2 separate regions of the Homo sapiens genome follow, and region 1 is linked to region 2. The links are chromatin contacts, found by Hi-C or POLR2A ChIA-PET in ENCODE. All regions are on one chromosome and are shown on one strand. Each heading gives the region's core, a stretch centred on a gene start or an enhancer-like site at or near the end of the contact. The rest is flanking DNA. Distances are from core to core; before and after follow the strand shown.

Region 1 (3,536 bases), core at 333-2,832, 1.0 Mb before region 2:
TCTATTTGGCCCTTTGAACAAATGATGACAAGATGTTTACAATTTCACCCTAAAGACAAATCTGTCAGCCGAGAAGTCTATGAGTTTTCCTGAAATCCTTGGGTTTCACCAGCTCAGGATTTTTTCAAAGACTGTAGGGGTTACGGTGTTCAAGACTGTGATGCATAGAAGTTGCAGAAAGTCTCGGGTTTGTTCTTTTGTCAGTGCAAGAACAACGGAGGCATACTTGCTTCACCTGATAAAATGTAATACCAGTTTTCCTAGGGAAATTTACTTTTAAAAAGAGATCTGGTAAATTCTTTGGAAAGGGATCTTTTGTGATTTAAATAACTAACTTCTATTTCTAACTTCTGTTTTGAAATTCAGAAGTTGATTTTCTAATACGTATATTTATCTCTTAAAGTGAACACACTTGCACATTTCATTGGTAAGCTTTCCGTTTGTACTGTATGTTCAGTGATCTTTCTGCTATGTTTAACTTTTCATTTTAGAAATACTTTTATATATAAAGCCTCTTGTATCTTTCTATTGTTGCAAGACTTTTTTTGAAGCGCACACTGCTTATCGATAGGTTCCAAACACCCCTGTGAAATAAGCAATAGGGAGATTATTGCTAGCTTCATGTTAGATACAAAGCTGCATAAGAGAGCAATGATCTGACTGGCCTGAGGAGCAGCAGAAGCCAGGACAAGAACGTAGTTCTTCCGAACCCCGTCCTGTAACCTACAAAGTCTCGCTATTCAAAATGTGTACCAAGTGTCAACAGCATCAGCATCACCTAGAAGCAAGTTAGAGATACACAATCCAAGCTCCAACCTGGAATTAGTGAATCAGAGTTTGCACAGTCACGCGATCCCAGATGTTTCCTGTGCACAGCAATCTCTGAAGAGCCCTGCTCTAGATTAGTATCACACTATGCTTCATTTAGTGGACATGCTTTCTTGCAGCTCTGGTTACCAATAATATTCCTCACTTGAGGACTTCACTGCTGAAATTTCTAGAACTGCAACCCCCACTTTCTTAAACACTCTGAATTCCCACTTAAACCCTACCCCAAGCAGCCACCCTCTTCCCCCTCTGACAAGTTACCTTTTCAGTGTCTTCCGTTAGAATCCGTTATGAAGCCCCTCGTGTAAACAACATCTTGGGAGGGACGAGGATCTATTTTTGAAAGTGTGAAAGGGAGAAATAAGCCAAATGCGTTCAGCAGATGTCAGGCAGCACCATGACCACGATCAAATGAGGGGAGGAGAAGGATGGGGAGGGAAGCTGTGGACAAGGATAGCTGACCTCTCTTTCACTCATCACTAGCTTTCTTTTAAGCCCAGCCCTCCCTCTGGAAATGGCACTTCAGGTAAATAATGCAAAACCAGGCCATTCACTATCCACTTCACCTAGGAAAGGATGTCTCTGAGAAAATGTTTCTTGGCTACTTCATCTCAAATAACAGTCAAAAGTTCAGGACTTGGTTGATCACTGCTACCCACGAAGCACGAAGCAAAGCACTGCAAGATTAGTGAGTCTGAATAATTCTGGTGCTTGTGTGTGCTTTCACTCTTACAAGTTGCCTAAGAAAAATAGTTCTGAGTTAAGCAATGGGTGTGTGTGCCAAAAACAAGCTTCCTTTAACTGGCCACGGATGTAAAGAAGGCACCTGCCAGGACAACAGTGTCCGTGATAGGGAATGCTTTGTCCCTCTGGTGACTCAGTTGCCTGCCTAATGTCATCACCTCTAACATGCTCAAGGGAATGAGTGAGGTCATGACAAGCTATAATTAGAGCAGACTATATGTCCCAGTTTGCTAGGGACAATCCTGGCTTATACCTGTTGTCCTAGTATAATTATTAATAATGCTCCCCTTTCACTCTAAAAAATGTCCCAGTTTGAACAATAAATTACACATCCATGACTCTGGATGTAAAAGACACCCAGAAAAAAGTATGTTGGCTATTTTCCAACCCAAAATTCTGACCATATGCAAATAACTGCTTTTATGCCTTGGTTTTCTCCTTTCTTTTTTCAGGGGATAACTGTGGAAGTCAGCAAAATATCCTTTCTGGCAAAACTGTCGCTCACTGTCTCTGGCTTGTATGACCAAGCCACGTCTATCAGTCCAATGGGATGAGGTCCCCACAGAGTGTGGACTTCAGCTGCAGGCATGCCTCACTGATCTGAGATATCTCTTGCATAAAAAGGGGATTTTAGATAGTTTTCCAATCTTATACTTTTTTTACTACTTTCAATACAATGCAAGGTTTAATTTGAATGAAAATATAGTCGTGTGGCTTAACATGTTGGATGAAAACAGGGAACACAAGCATTAGTTCTAATTCTCCTTGCTGAAGACTTAAATTTGGGCAAGTGTTTAGTCTCTTCTTTGGAAGCACAGCAAGACAGAGCTATCACACAACAGTGTTCCAAGAATTAACCAAGAGAAATGCCTTTTAATGAGTGTCACATGTGAGATAACTAACTTGACATAATAGTACCAACAAGAACAGTGAGTTAATTTTTCATAACACAAAAGTCTATCATTTCCTTTGCTTTGGATCACTTGTTTTTCTTTTTTATTTCCTTAACAATATTTCCTATCAAGCTTCAAAGTGTGAAATCATAACATAGTTTGGTTCTAAACATAGCAGAAAATTCTCCAAATAACAGAATAGCTTTTTGCTACTTTTAGAAATCAACCAAAATATAAACACTTCAGTCAACATTGGATCAAAAAACATTATTATTGATTAAATTATTGTTTTAACATCACTTTTCTGCTTATATCTGAAGATTAATTTATTCTTCATACAGAATATGAACAGATTTTATGATTTTCTAAATTAATTTTTACAAATCCAATTTCTAAGAGAGAAATGATATAAAAGCATACCAAGAAATGAGTAAAATGTACTAGGTCATATGACTTTAAGTGAAAAGAGCAGAATACAAAATAATATATACACTAAAGCTACATCTATATAAAACATTGAACTCTAATCACAAAAATGAATATACTAGTTATGTCAAGATGGTGAATTATGGATGTTTTTAAAAATGTATCCAGTATTTCTACATAATTCTTTCCATTAAAATAGAATATTTCCAAAAAAGGCACGCATAAATTGCCACGTTAATAATTTCAGTTAGATGTCCATATACTAAACACATATGATGCAGACACTGAGGCTCAAATGGCTGAGGTCCAAGTAATATAACCCTATATTAATTCAGGAATGATTTCATCCCCATTCATGCAGTGTGTGCTGTGTGACGCCTCTCACTGGTAAGGACCACGTGGCAGCCATCTGGATTGTTTATGGCTGGTATGAAAAGTTCCTATGGAGGACCCAGACAGAAAAAGGGGCAATACTTCCTGGTTGTGACCAAATTCAAACCAGAGATCTTGAAGCATCAGGCTTTGAACCACACCCATTTTCCAAGCCATTTAGCGTGTTCATGAACACACCAAATTTCTCTTATACCAATGTTTATAAGAGAAATAAAGCAGCCTTTCATTTATTTAAAATATTAGAGAATATGT
Region 2 (3,542 bases), core at 534-3,033:
GCCTTTTCTGCATCTATTGAGATAATCACGTGGTTTTTGTGATTGGTTCTGTTTACGTAATGGATTCTGTTTATTGATTTGTGTATGTTGAACCAGCCTTGCATTCCAGGGATGAAGCCAACTTGATTGTGGTTGATAAGCTTTTTGATGTGCTGCTGGATTCAGTTTGCCGTATTTTATTGAGTATTTTCGCAATGATGTTCATCAGGGATATTGGCCTGAAATTTTCTTTTTTTGTTGTGTCTCTGCCAGGTTTTAGTATCAGGATGATGCTGGCCTCATAAAATGAGTGAGGGAGGAGTTCCTCTTTTTCTATTCTCTGGAATAGTTTCAGAAGGAATGGTACCAGCACCTCTTTGTACCTCTGGTAGAATTTGGCTGTGAATCCATCTGGTCCTGGGCTTTTTTTAGTTGGTAGGCTATTAATTGCTGCCTTAATTTCAGAACTTGTTATTAGTCTATTCAGGGATTTGACTTCTTCCTGGTTTAGTCTTGGGAGGGTGTATGTGTCCAGGAATTTATCCATTTCTTCTAGATTTTCTAGTTTATTTGTGTAAAGATGTTTATAGTAATCTCTGATGGTAGTTTGTATTTCTACGGGATCAGTGGTAATATCCCCTTTACCATTTTTTATTGTGTCTATTGATTCTTCTTTCTTATTAGTCTAGCTAGTGGTCCATCTATTTTGTTAATCTTTTCAAAATGCAGCTCCTGGATTTATTGATTTTTTGAAGGCTTTTTCGTGTCTCTACCTCCTATGGTTCTGCTCTGATCTTAGTTATTTCTTGTCTTTCGCTAGTTTTTGAATTTGTTTCTTAACCTCTTTGAGACTCTTTAGAATGGGGATAATAATCATATCTATAGCAGAGAGCTGTTATAAAGATTAAACAATATAATAAATATGGGGCGCTGAGCTTCAGAGTTTTTGTTGTTGTTATTATTATTTTCCTAAAAATGCAAATCTGATTTGCATTTGACTCATTGACTCACATCAGTGGGTCTTCCTTTTTATTGTCCTTCATCATATGGGTCCTAATTTCACATGCAGTCTTATAAAACCATCTCATTTTATAGTCCAAGAATATTAAAGGTACTTGTAGGCTCCCAAACCTACACGGTGAAAAGCTAGAGAGCATGGGCTCTCTTCAGGGGTTAACTTCAGGAAGTGCCACTAACAAGGACGTCCACTAGGTGGTGAGCAAGGAAAGACGGAGGTGAAGGAACCGAAACGAGTCAAGTCCACTGCTTAGCTCTACTGAAGTTTTGCAAACATCATAAATATGTCTGAAATGCAGTTTTGATTTGTAGTATTTGCAATTTCCAAGGGCCATTTACCACAGGTAGCCAAGAGTTAGTTTAGCATTTATGAAAAAGATAGGGGAGGGTGGTGGAAAAGAAGGAGGAGGAGGAGAGAGAGAAGGAGGAAGAGGAGAACAAGAACCAAACAAAAACAAGAACAAGAACAAGTAGAAGAAGAGGAGCAGGAGGAAAAAGAAGAGGAAGAAGAACAGCAACAACAATGAGTGAAGGAGGAGGAGGGTAAGGAAAGATGCATAGGAGAATGGAAGGAAGGATAGAAAGGAGGGAAGGAAGAGAGAATCTAGTCACATTACTTTCTGATCAGCAGTTCATTTTTGTCTCAGTGGGAGGCAATAGAGGCCAGTCTAGGAAAGGGGTGGGGAAAGAGGAAAGAGAAGTGCAGGAGGAAGGGGAGGGAAAAGGGGAGGAGGAGGAGGATGTGAGACTGGGTTAGAGAAATGAAAGAAAGCAAGGCTTTCTGTTGACATTCAGTGCAGTCTACCTGCAGCACAGCACACTCCCTTTGGGCAAGGACCTGAGACCCTTGTGCTAAGTCAAGAGGCTCAATGGGCTGCAGAAGAACTAGAGAAGGACCAAGCAAAGCCATGGTGAGCCTTTCAGCCTAAAAGACGTTTAGATGCTCAGATAGAAACTCTTGGGGTTGTAGAGGCAGGTGGCAAGGATAGGAATCACCCCATTTCAATTCTGGTTTTAAATAATATAGAAACTAAACATTTTCTCAGACCCTCAAAAAAAGTGATCCTGAAATCTTTCTTCTCAGATATGCTGATTTCCTCTTCTTGACTTTGTCTCTGGGGAGACTCTTGAAGAAATACTATTGAAATCAGATCTTTTGCAATAAACACTGTGTCTACCTGAGAAGTGATATGCTTTGGAAGATAGAATTTTTTTAAAATTATACTTTAAGTTCTAGGGTACATGTGCACAACATACAGGTTTGTCACACATGTATACATGTGCCATGTTGGTGTGCTGCACCCATTAACTCGTCATTTACATTAAGTATATTTTAAGGTGTGCAGGAAATTTGTGACTTTGTCATTTCAGTTGCTCAAAAAGGTATTTCTTTTTATTAAAAAAAGAAATACTTTTCTTTCCTGGTGTCTGGCTATCTAATTTTTTTTTTTTTTAGGTATTTGAGGCATTGACCCATTATGATCAAGAGTGAGGCTATAACATTAAATATAAGCATCAATAGTTAATTAAGCAGCAACAATACTTTAAAAAATATACATAGTAAATATTAAATAGTTTTATCTAATAGCTCAGCAGAAAAGCAGGTATAAAAATTACCAAACCATAGAAAAAATTCAGGGCAGTACCGATTAGCAACTTGAGACTAAAGCGTAAAAATAAAATAGAACAAAACAAAACTGTGCATCAGTTCTGATGTAAATTTGAAGTAATTTTTCATCTATGTCTGAGAAACCTGTTACCTCAGACAGGGTTAGTAGACATATGTGTTTTATTCTGATTATTAAGAAAGTTGTAAGCACCACCTCAAAGGCTATAAATGTGTGGTTTAAGAGTATACATCTAAATATAATTTTGTATTTCATTTGCAGATATTTCCATGGAAATGTCAGAGCACCCAGAGGGACTTATGGAACATCTTCAAGTTGTGGGGGTGGACAATGCTCTGTTGTGGTATGTTATGATATTTATATATCGCTAAGTCTATTTTACTTATATTCATTTTTCTTAAATATCCACTAGTTATACATAGTCTAAGGGAAAATTATTTCACAGAGCTGTTAATTCTATCCCTTCTGTAAACATCTCTTTTCTTCTTACCTTTAGTTCTTCCCCAGAAACTCCTGAACACTATTTTTAACCTATAATAGCCCATGCTGTAGAGTTCAAATCCCAATAACCCCACAAAATCCCTCAATTATAAAGGAATAATGTTAATTAAGAAATCTCTGTTAAGGTACTTACAATCTGTACCAAATATTTAGCACCTCATTTTCTATTTTTTATTCATAGTTCAGTGTACATTAATGTCATTTCTACAATTACAATACGAGCTTATTAAGGGACGGGGGTTTATCATTTTTTGGTCCTTCTCCCATTGTTGTGACAAATTTTATATCTGATTCTTGAAGACTCTCCAGCAATAGCTTTGAACTTGGTTTTTCATTTCCTAAGTAAACTAATGTCTTCTTTCTCCCTAGCCTGGATTTTCAGCTCTAGCCAAGCAAACATGCTAACTCTCCCGTTCA

What was found. Hi-C counts contacts between places; a loop is a spot of excess contacts on that map. ChIA-PET counts read pairs that join two places held with the same protein, here RNA polymerase II (POLR2A).
Region 1: a loop to region 2 is called in a map of lower leg skin, with 16 times the contacts of the local background. The contact joins the enhancer-like site here to the promoter of SELL in region 2. A Hi-C loop is called at or near these places in 1 of 168 maps with a recorded cell type or tissue (lower leg skin). POLR2A ChIA-PET finds 5 or more read pairs at or near these places in 1 of 52 experiments (RWPE1).

Annotation. Positions count from the first base shown.
Region 1 is chr1:170,727,902-170,731,437 of GRCh38, reverse strand. All of the region lies in intron 3 of PRRX1 (paired related homeobox 1), which reads right to left. Among named protein-coding and RNA genes, the nearest start is that of PRRX1, 66 kb to the right of the region's middle. Within about 2 kb of position 1,582, at least 4 of the 41 ENCODE cell types and tissues checked have a DNase peak (open chromatin) inside an H3K27ac peak, as active enhancers do.
Region 2 is chr1:169,709,861-169,713,402 of GRCh38, reverse strand. SELL (selectin L) reads left to right here and starts at 1,783. Exons shown (of 9, transcript NM_000655.5): 1 at 1,783-1,907; 2 at 2,886-2,967. The coding sequence starts at 1,905.